2 separate regions of the Homo sapiens genome follow, and region 2 is linked to region 1. The links are chromatin contacts, found by Hi-C or POLR2A ChIA-PET in ENCODE. All regions are on one chromosome and are shown on one strand. The core of a region is the stretch at or near the end of the contact, and the rest is flanking DNA. Distances in the headings are between cores, read along the strand shown. Region 1 holds the start of TCEAL8 (transcription elongation factor A like 8). Region 2 holds the start of LINC02589 (long intergenic non-protein coding RNA 2589).

The links. Hi-C counts contacts between places; a loop is a spot of excess contacts on that map. ChIA-PET counts read pairs that join two places held with the same protein, here RNA polymerase II (POLR2A). Pooled maps may share reads with other maps.
Region 2: a loop to region 1 is called in a pooled map, with 2.3 times the contacts of the local background. The contact joins the promoter of LINC02589 here to the promoter of TCEAL8 in region 1. A Hi-C loop is called at or near these places in 1 of 50 pooled maps. POLR2A ChIA-PET finds 5 or more read pairs at or near these places in 2 of 52 experiments (AG04449 and OCI-LY7).

Annotation. Positions count from the first base shown.
Region 1 is chrX:103,251,382-103,256,575 of GRCh38, forward strand. TCEAL8 (transcription elongation factor A like 8) reads right to left here and starts at 3,774. Exons shown (of 3, transcript NM_153333.3): 1 at 3,697-3,774; 2 at 3,224-3,296; 3 at 1,614-2,636. The coding sequence starts at 2,598. The coding sequence ends at 2,245. RefSeq lists an enhancer at 3,711-3,760.
Region 2 is chrX:103,552,799-103,557,790 of GRCh38, forward strand. LINC02589 (long intergenic non-protein coding RNA 2589) reads right to left here and starts at 2,155. Exons shown (of 6, transcript NR_131237.1): 1 at 2,128-2,155. RefSeq lists an enhancer at 1,950-3,149.

The DNA of each region.
Region 1 (5,194 bases), core at 2,524-5,023:
TACATTTTACTCATATTGGAAGGAGGCAATGCATGGCTAAACATGGTGTTCAGTCAATAAAAAGGCATCTTATGTTACATTCCTCCCCCTAGCTTTTTATCTTGTCTTTGTTAACACGAACCTTTTAAATTTTATGTATAGATGTGTCCATCTTTTCCTTTAAAAATTCATACTTAAAACAATAAATGCTTGTATAGGCCTTCTATTTCCTGAATGTCAGTAAGCACTCACCAAGATTTCCTGCCAATTATTTTATAGTTAATATTTGTAATAATGAAAAGCATACTGTATTACTAGTGGTTCTCATTCTTCAGTCCATATCATTATCACCTGGAGGAGTTTGCAAGCTATAATTTTACAGTCTACCTCCAGAATGTGGGTCAGTGGGCCTTATGTGGGGCCCAGACATCAGCATTTTCAAGATGCTCCCCAGCAGATTCTGATGCAGGTGATTATGTGAGATACTTTTATAATAAAACATTTAGAGTACAATCAATTCTCTGCCCTGTTTCTTCTTGGAATTGCTTGTCATAACTCTAGAGAACTAAAGACTTGTAGATTATTCAGCGAGTAACCTAATTTGGACAAACCTACTAGCTCTTAGTAGCAATCAAAAAATCAATTAAATATTAAAACACAATGTGCCAGTTAAACACATACAAGTATTCATATGTGGGATACCAAGAGGAAGAGACAGTCTTTGCTTGTTCTACAGGGGAAATATAATCTCTAACATTTATATAGTAGCATTCTACTTCAAGTACATTTACAAGGTTCTTACTGACTTTGAAAGTTTTTTTTAACCACAGGTCAACAGAAGAGATGGAATTAAGGGGACTGTTCCTTAGATCTGTTCCCTGCATCACTTTGTGCAATTTATATATGTTCCCCAGCAGTCTTCCGAACCAGTAAGTCAGGCCTGCCCAGGAGCCTTCAGGAAGAGATCATCCCACGAGGACAAAACCTCATTCCTTAGACTTAGAGCAAAAACTGTGATTACAACAGGTCTTTGACTCAAACTTATACCCCAGTCCAAATCCCAAATGGAGTCATCACATCTGACTCCTATGGAGAAGAAGGGTCTTGTGATTGAAAACAGAAGGGTTATTTTGCTAAGGGCTCTGAAAGACCTTGTGGCCCAAGCAACCCTAGAGAAGTCCCACCTGTGTTAAGTGTCACTATAAAGCAGAGAGAAGCTTTAGAAGACAGTGAAAGTTCAACCTACTGAGGACTCCAGGGAACTCGGTGGGGTTTTGGCCCTCAAGGACTGCAGTGCATCAGCAGTAGTGGGGCCAGCAGGGAGCACAGCACTCAGCAGAAGAGGCAGCAGTGTTGGGCAGGCATGGCAGGAACCAGGGGAAGAGACAGGGTTCAATAGCAGAGGACTGATAGGTAAGCCCCCACCTCTGCCTACTGGACTTGATCCTGAGTACAAGTTGCATCATGCCAGGCCCTCCCTTAAATATTGGTGCTTCTATAGTGGGTTGGGATTCCGTATGCACAGGTGGGAACAAGATCTCACTGAGCACAGCTGTTACTGCCTCATTTCTTCCCCACTGCAGCCCTGTGAAGCAAATATTTTCCCCATGAAAAGACTGAGTCTTAAACGTGTGTATCTGTAATAATTGCCAGTTTATTCCTCTGGCTAAGAGATCCAGAGGTAATTTGAGGTTTACATTTCTTTTTAAAGTTCTTTCATCAAGAGTTTAGGTGCCCCCATTGCCCTCATAAGCTGGTTGCAAATTATTTGACTCTTACTTGTAAAAAAAATCCTTAATTCTTTTTGTGTGTGAGACACGTGTTCATTAAAAAGTACATATAAGCAAAAAGAACAAAAAGAAGAAAACAAATAAAATTTCACACCACACAGAAATAAGCTTGGTTAAGTTTGTGATATATGTTATATGGATGTATGTATACACACACGCACACACACAAAGTTTGGAATTTTATCCTACATATGTGAGCTGATATTAAATATGCTGCTTTGCCATAACCTGTTATGTTTTACTTTACAACATGGAATGAACATATTCCCATGCAAATGTGTGAAAGTTTCCAATTGAAAAATAGACCTGGAAAATGGGTCAAAATCCAAAATCCAATGAGATGCTGGTACCAAGGAAATTACCTAAAACAAAATTTCATCAGATGATTAAAAGTAAAATGGAGGTCAAAGATACATCAGAAAATGCTAACAGAAAGAAAGCTGGGGCCAGATTTTAATATTAGGCAAAAATGAATTCAAGGCCTAAAGCACACAGGATAAGGACGGCTGCGTGAATGTCTTTGCTTCCAATGCATCATCACAAACTTGTTTCTTACTCTTCTTATCTCTTCCCTAAGCCTTTCAAGCTCATCTACTCCTCTTATCATTTCTTCAGGGTCCAAATGCCTAACGGGTGTGTCCTCTTTAAATCCCTGGCCAGGCTGATTCGGCCCTCCTCTGGGGTTTCCTTCTGCTTCCTGGCTTACGCCTTCTTCGGAAGGTTGAGGATTTCCTTCTGCCTCCTGTGGTACATCCTCCAAAGGGCGATCTTCCTCGGCCTTTGGCATGTTCTGTGGTTTTCCCTCATTTTCTTCACAAGACTTTTGCATATTGAGTATTTTTTATTTCCTTTTTGAATAAATTAATCCTAGAAAACAAGGAAACAAAACTACTAGATTCCAGGCAAACAGACCAGCAGTCAGAGTATGGGGTCCCATAGCGACTGGCCTTTTTTGACTCAGTACCCTAATTGTCAAAAGTTTTCCAACTAGAGAAAGCTGGATCCTCAGGCTCAGAACTCCCCTGACTCCACCTCCCTTCGCGCCCCCTTTCGTTCCAGCTCCATCTTTCTCCTCCTGCTCCTGCCCACCATCTTCCCAGCAGGCCCTGCTACAAGCCTCTCCTAATACTGAAATGGGAGCAGTACGGAAGCAATTAACCCTTCTCCCGCCTCTGGTCTCCAACACTCCCGCCCTTCAGACTTTCCCAGGCCCTCTCAACCTCCAGCCTCTCACCTGAGACGGCTGGTCCAGTCTCTGGCCTCCCCTCCCCCTTCAGCGTCTCTTAAGCCTCCTCCTCCCCCGCCTCATTTCCGCTGCAGGCTCGGCACCGGCCTCTGGCACTTAATCCGGATGGGGAGGGGCTGCTGCGACCCCAGGATGTGCTTTGGTGTCACTCACACTTCCACCCCCACCCGAAGAGACCTGAAGCAATTGCACCTTTACAAAAACTGACCTGCAGGGATTCAGGGGATTTTCCTCTCTCTTCCCTCACCTCGATTTGTGTCGCGCCCAAAAAACCAAATATCCTGCAGACAGATGGGAGTGTTTGGTGAGCAGACTAGTACCTGGATCACGGGTCCCTTTCATGATTCTAGGCCATGTTGGTGTAAAGTTTCCCATGTCCTCATCCTCGCCCTCCTTTTATGGCAACCCCGCCCTCCTCCGTGCCCACCGTTTTTCTGCAAGCAGGGAGTAGGAAAAGCAAGTTTCTTCCAAACAGTTTCTATGTCTCTCTCTCAGGACCCTTAATTAGCTACCCTTCTCTCTCTCCACCCGCCATCCCCCACCAAACAGCCCCAAATTTCCTGCACAAAATGGGAGTTTGGCGGAACAGAAGTGGGGAAAGCAGTGCCGGCCCCGCTTGCTTTCTGCTCTCGGCCTCCTCGACCCCAGGGTCTCCAAGTCAGCGCCCACGTTTATACTAACCTGAAAGGATCTTGGGCACTTTTCTCCTTCTCCAGCAATAAGGAGCTGCTACAGGGAAACAGGCCCTGGACTATAAGGACTTCTGCACACGTCGACTCCTGGTCACGTGAGAGTCGCGTCATCACTGAGCTCGAGTCCCCAGTTACCCCTCCCATTAACACTGCAGCCCGCCCGCTGCGTTCCCTCCACTTGATACTGTCAATCTTTTTTCGTATTTGCCAATCGGAGACAATAAACTGTTATCTTCGCCCTGGAGTATTTATTCGCCTTTCTCAGATTACCAGGAGGATCAGCCTTTTAGGGGTAATCGACCATTTCTCCTTCTTTGAGGAATCATCTCTTTCTTCTGCTCCCAATACTCCCACCTCCCCTCCTCCAAGACCCCTACAGTCCACCATTTCCCCTGGAATCCTATCCAGCATTGAAATGGGCAAAGGTGGTAGATCGGGAAGAGGGGGCTGGAAAAGAATCTAAGGTTGAAAGTGGAGGATTTGACTAATCCTCTTGAATAGTTTTCTGTTGTGTTCTATGTTTTCAGCAATCAGCATACTTTTAAAAATGGTATCAGAAAACGGATGCCTCATAAGCAATATGTAACACTTAATATGAAGGACAAATTAGTTATATCAATGTGTAAGACTTTGGAAAAGTTTTCTAATGGCTGGAAATGAAATGACAATATTCACAACATATTGATGTGTTAGAATTTTTTAAAATCTTACCAAACAGCACTTAAAAAATTGACTCCCAAATTAATGTGTGGAAGGAGGCCTAGTTTTCTCTTGTTAGCAATTTTGTATAGGTAATCTACTACTCTTTCTATTTCTGGCAGAACTCAAGTTATCAAGTGTTGGATGTCTGATCTTTTTCATTGATGACCACTGGTGGCATCCACTAAGGTTTCACTTGGAGGCTTCAGACAGACTTCCTCCCCATTTCCTCTATAGGATTCAGTATCTTGTTAATCAGATAAGTCCACAGAAAAGCCTGCTTTCCACTGAGTAAAATTCTTTTGGAACTCAAAGTAGTATGTTTCTTGGAAAACATTTCGTTGTTGGGAAATAACTCATACACTCATGAAACACTCAGAAAAGAGAATTCTCTGTATCTCACCATCAGGCTTGAGGCTTCTTTGCATGGCATTTTCATTCATGGCACTCTTGAGATAGTCTGGTATCATCCACTGTGTCCCATTAAAAGAACTATTGACATGCATAATTGTTATGATTAGAAAGCAAAGAGAACAACATTGCTGTAAAAAATAATATTAAACAGGAAACTGATATCCCTGCAACTCAGAATCCACTGGTACTTGGAAGGATGGTGGTGCCTGGAGTGGCATTCTGGCCAATGGAGCCAGCTGGAGAGTCAGAAGAAGACAGAGGGGGTCTTTTGTCTAGGGTGGTCACAGCAGGATGCCTTAGCCAACAAGAACACCCACCAGAGAAGAGAAAAGAAGGTTTGGAAAAAATAAATATTTTTTGGACTTAATGATTTA
Region 2 (4,992 bases), core at 905-3,404, 300 kb after region 1:
CCTCACAAGAATGTAACCATTTGCCTCACTGCCTACCCTCTCTCCCTTTTTCCCTCTTGCTTGCTCTCTGCCCTTAAATACTGAGTTCCCAAACCCCTCTTTGTAAAGCACAAGTCAGAGATGCTCCTGTGACTTGCAGTTTTCCCAGGCATGTCCTCAAACTTTGGCTCAATAAACCTCTAGTGATTGAGACACTTGCCTCAGTCACTTTTTTTGGGGTTAACAAATGAATTAGGTCAGACAAAGGAGAATAAGCATCCTATGATTCCATTTACTTAAAAGGGCAAGAAACAAAAACTAATCTATGGTAAGAGGAGACCAGTGATTGTCCGGGAATGGGACAGGTTGGCATGGAGAGGGAAGCTAGAGACAGATGGAGAGGATTACAAAGGTGCATAAGGAAGCTTTTTGAGGTGATGAATATGTTCATTATCTTGACTATAATATTGGATTCACCAGAGAGAGCATACATATGTTAAAACTTATTAAACTATATATTTTAAACATGTACGGTATATCGTATGTCAACATGGCTCAAAGAAAGTATTTGAAATACATTTGTATAAGTTTTTGATGCAATTAAATCATCCAAAAGATTCCAACTACTACACTCTTGTTATATTACCAGATCATTACTATGTCTGATCAAATTGTTCTGCACTACATACAACCATAATAATCACTTGCAGTGTTTAAATATTTTTGGAAAAGTGGATGTTCATTTCTTTTTGAAGTACAAAAATAAAAATATTACATTCTAAGAAAATAATGATGATGATACTTAAGAGTAACTGTTTACTTTAGGGAACATGGCTTAGTATCATTATAATAGAGCGAATTCTAGGGTAATTCTTATTTCTGAAACTATTAAGGTATAGTAACTGACATTTTAACTAACACTTGCAAAATTTCTGGCTTAAAAAATCATTATAGGATGGAAAAATACCATGGTCACCAGGAGATAATTTATATAATTTATATTACAATCTCAAAATGCTAGAAAGACCTAACGACTGCATATTTCCATATCCATTTGAGAGATACATAGGAATCACTGATGATTATTTATATAGGCAGAAAAATATATGTAAATCTATAGCAAATGCATGTTAAACATCCAGTTGCTTCCCCAAATGAACTATTCATTGCTTTGTGACAATGAAAGGCATCTTTAACATGGGCCTCAGAAGCTACCACAAAGCACATAGCTGCTGATGGAAGGAAATTCCACCTGCTAAACCTCTTCTCCAATGATGAGATCAAAGGAATTTCTCTGCTTGTAGGCTATTTTATAAACCTCACAGAGCTATTCCACAACATGCTTCTGTCCAGATCTATGAGCTCACTTGAGCCAGGTGTCATATCCCACCAGGGATGGAAGTGTTGGGGGTCTCCTTAGTACTGCTGCCCTTCAAATCTGGAGTAGAAGCTTCAGCAGCCATCACGACCCTGATCCTCAAAACCTACCTTCTTCAGACACCTGATATGAGCTCAATCACCTGATGAAGAGCTGCACAGGGACAGAGAGAAGCCAGCAATCACTGTGCTTTCTTGGAGTAACTATGTGCCAGGCATTAAGCTAGGCACTGAGTCAGTGACCAGTGACAATAATACAACTGGGTAGTGATCATAACAACCAGAGATACAATGGGATTCTCACCAGGGCCTTTTTCTTCTCCTTTTCCCATCTGTCTCCCAATAACAAATTTGAAAAGGAATAAGAGGCCTGAATTCATACAGACATTCACCATCCTGCAATAACCACAGGGCTACCTACCGGCTTGCACCTGTATCACTGAAGCTTCCAGCAATCCTGTGGGTGAGCATTTTTATCCCCATTTCACAGAGGAAGACGCTAGGCTCAGAGAGAGTGTTTACCTGTCTCATTTTTTGGCACCTTGCCTTTACTTGGAAAGTAGCTCCGGGACACCCCTGGAGCAGGACACCACATTCACTGGGGCCAAGGGAGTCCTACTTCTCCCTGCCTCATCAGACAGCGAGGGCAACTTGTCCCAAAGCGGGAACAAGGCAACTTGGATATGGGATCTCTTCCTCTCTCTACATCGCAGAGCACCCGCAGCCACAGTTGAGTCTAAACACCTGAAGACGAAACCCTGCTCTCCTCACCAGGCCAAGTCGGTCTCCATTAAAAAGTCGTCATGGTTGTCACAGTCGCCAAAATGACGTCAGGTTACTATGGTAACCGCGATGCGCAGGCTTGTCCTCCACACCGAAAATGCTTCTGCACGACCCTCCCCTTCAAGCCTTCGCCTTTCCCTGGAAGCGAAACACCTTCATTCTTCAAGCCACCACCTGAGAAAATTTAATAGTAATAATTAGAGGAACTAGGCTGGGACCCAAGCAATTGGAGGAATTTTACAGGTTGTGGAAACAAAGCACGTCTCTGTTGTCAGGAATTTTACTTGCTTACAAGTGACAGTAGAGGAGTATCATCAGTACACAGAGACCCAGGGAGCCATTCTAAGGCTCTCGGTGATGAGATGGCCCTCTGAGGGGGAACAGGTACAACTCACAGATCATGCTAAGCAGACATCTGTGGCAGAAAACTAAGAGACTGCCTATAATCATGTGACTGAATGACCTAGAGACACCAAAATATGTCATTTAAGAAATCTCAGAGTTATTTCAAGGAATCAGGACAAGAATATTATACTTACTTAGTAGGCAGAAACTTATTCAATTGAATCATATACAGATGCTCTTCAACTTAGGATGGGGCTATATCCTGACAATCCTATCTTTAGGTTGAAAATATCATAATTCAAAAATGCATTTAATACATCACTAAACCTATTATAAAGTGGAAAAACCGTAAGTTGAACCACCATAAGTCAGGGACCGTTGGTATTGAGTTACCCTGGGAGATTCTTACCCTCCATTTCTGATATTTTCATCCATGTGGTGGGGCATCCATGACAAAAGCAATTCCATCCTCTCTGCACACTCACTCCTTCTCTATCACAGGAATCAGCTACTTGATTAGCAAGTTGAGAAGGAGAACCACGGGTTGCACAGCCAAGGCCCTTTCCCTTTAAAACTCTTGGTACGAAAGAAATAAGTTCTAATGTTTTATAGCAGAGAAGGGTGACTATAGTTAACAACAATGTATTACATATTTCAAAATAGCTAGAAGAAAGGACTTGAAATGTTCCCAACATATAGATATGATAAATACTCGAGGTGATGGATACCCTAAATACCCTGACTTGATCATTACATATTCTATGCATGTAACAAAATATCACATGTACCCCATAAACATGTACAATATTATGTATTAACTTTTTGAAAATGTGTTCTGCTCTGCCCTCAGGAGTGGGTCTTCCAATAGGCTCAAATCTCTCCTTCCATTTTCTGGGTCTCACTGGCTTCCCAACTGTTTCTATGATCTTGCTCCAAAATGCTCGGGTCTTTAAGCGGCCTCCAAAATAACTGCCACTCCAAGTTTGAGCTCTAAACCAACTAAGAGTTATGGCAAAAGCATAAGGAGAATAGTACATCAACTTTATTCCCTGTAAAGGTGAGATTGGAGAATGTGTCTTAGATGTGCTGGCATGTGGGCTTCCTATTAATGAGCTACAGAATTGGACAGACTTATCTACCCAGCAGGGCTATGCTGAGACAGCCACAAACGTCAAGAACTAAAATGCATATTCCATCTGCTATCTGCTGAAGGAGTCCTGCCTTTGTGTGCCCAAGGAAAGTGACTTCCTTGCTAAAGGCTATCTCTATAGGAGGAGAAAATATTCCAGGACACCTTCTTTGAGGAACATTTCTCAAAGTGAATAAACACCTCTCTGTTCTGATTGTATACTCACCAAGCAAACTTCTGAGGATATGGTTTTCCATATGGCCTGCAGAGCCATTTATGACAACACTTTCTTACTCCCTTAACAAGCATGATTACAGTGGAGGCTCACCTTATGGAAAAGGATTGGAATTGATTTCTAAATTCCAAGAGTAGAATGAAAATCATACATCAGAAAAATTTATCTTGGAAATCTCTTCAAGAAGGAATTGATGGAATGTTCAGAAGTTTATACTCACACATTAACCCACAGACAGACTATATCTAAAATTATAACAAAGTCCTACCAAGGCTTCTAGAATAAGGGAATACCTGTATTACCCAATGATAGAAAAAGTACACTCAAATGGCATGTTTTGAATATCCATTTCTGCTTAACCAAACACCCCAAAACAATAGCTACTTATCTCTCAGGATTCTGTGTGTTCACTGAGCTCTGCTGGTTGTTTTTTGCTCCATGTGGTGTCTGTCACCTGGGCTGTGGTCATGGAGGCTACACTTGGCTGGGATATCTGAGAGTGCTGACTCACATGAATGACAACTGGCGCAGGTGTGTGCTGGGAGCTCAGTGGTGGCTGTTGACTGTAGCCCTTTGGTTCTACTTCACAGAGTCCTCCATGTGTATGGTTGCCAGATTCAATTTATTCTAAGCCAGTTAAATTTGAATTTCAGATGAACAACAAATAATTTTTAGTCTGATGCAATATTGTTTTGTTTATCTGAAATTCAAATACAATTGGGTGTCCTGGATGTATGCTTATTTGTTAAATCTGGCAGCCCTAGGGGAGGAGAATGTTAATCTATAAGCTTAACGACCCTCTGGGATGACTCATGCAGTGGGGCAGATCTGGAAAAAATGAGCAGATTACATTGGCAATAAAGAAAATACCTGGTGCTGATGGTATGAAGGGGAAACAATCACATACAGTGTTGGTATCAAATGGGCATATCACTTTTCTGAGGCCCATATTATTATGGATTAATAACTTGAATGCCTTTTGATACAGAAGTCCTGTTTCCACCAACAAGTGACATTCAACTGAGGGTTTAGAAAAGGATACCACTCGGATTCTGACCTGCAATCTAGTTAAGGAGTCCTGGCTGAGGGGGCAGTTCAGGAGCCACATGAGTTCCCTGTTCCAGGGAGGAAAGACAGATACTTA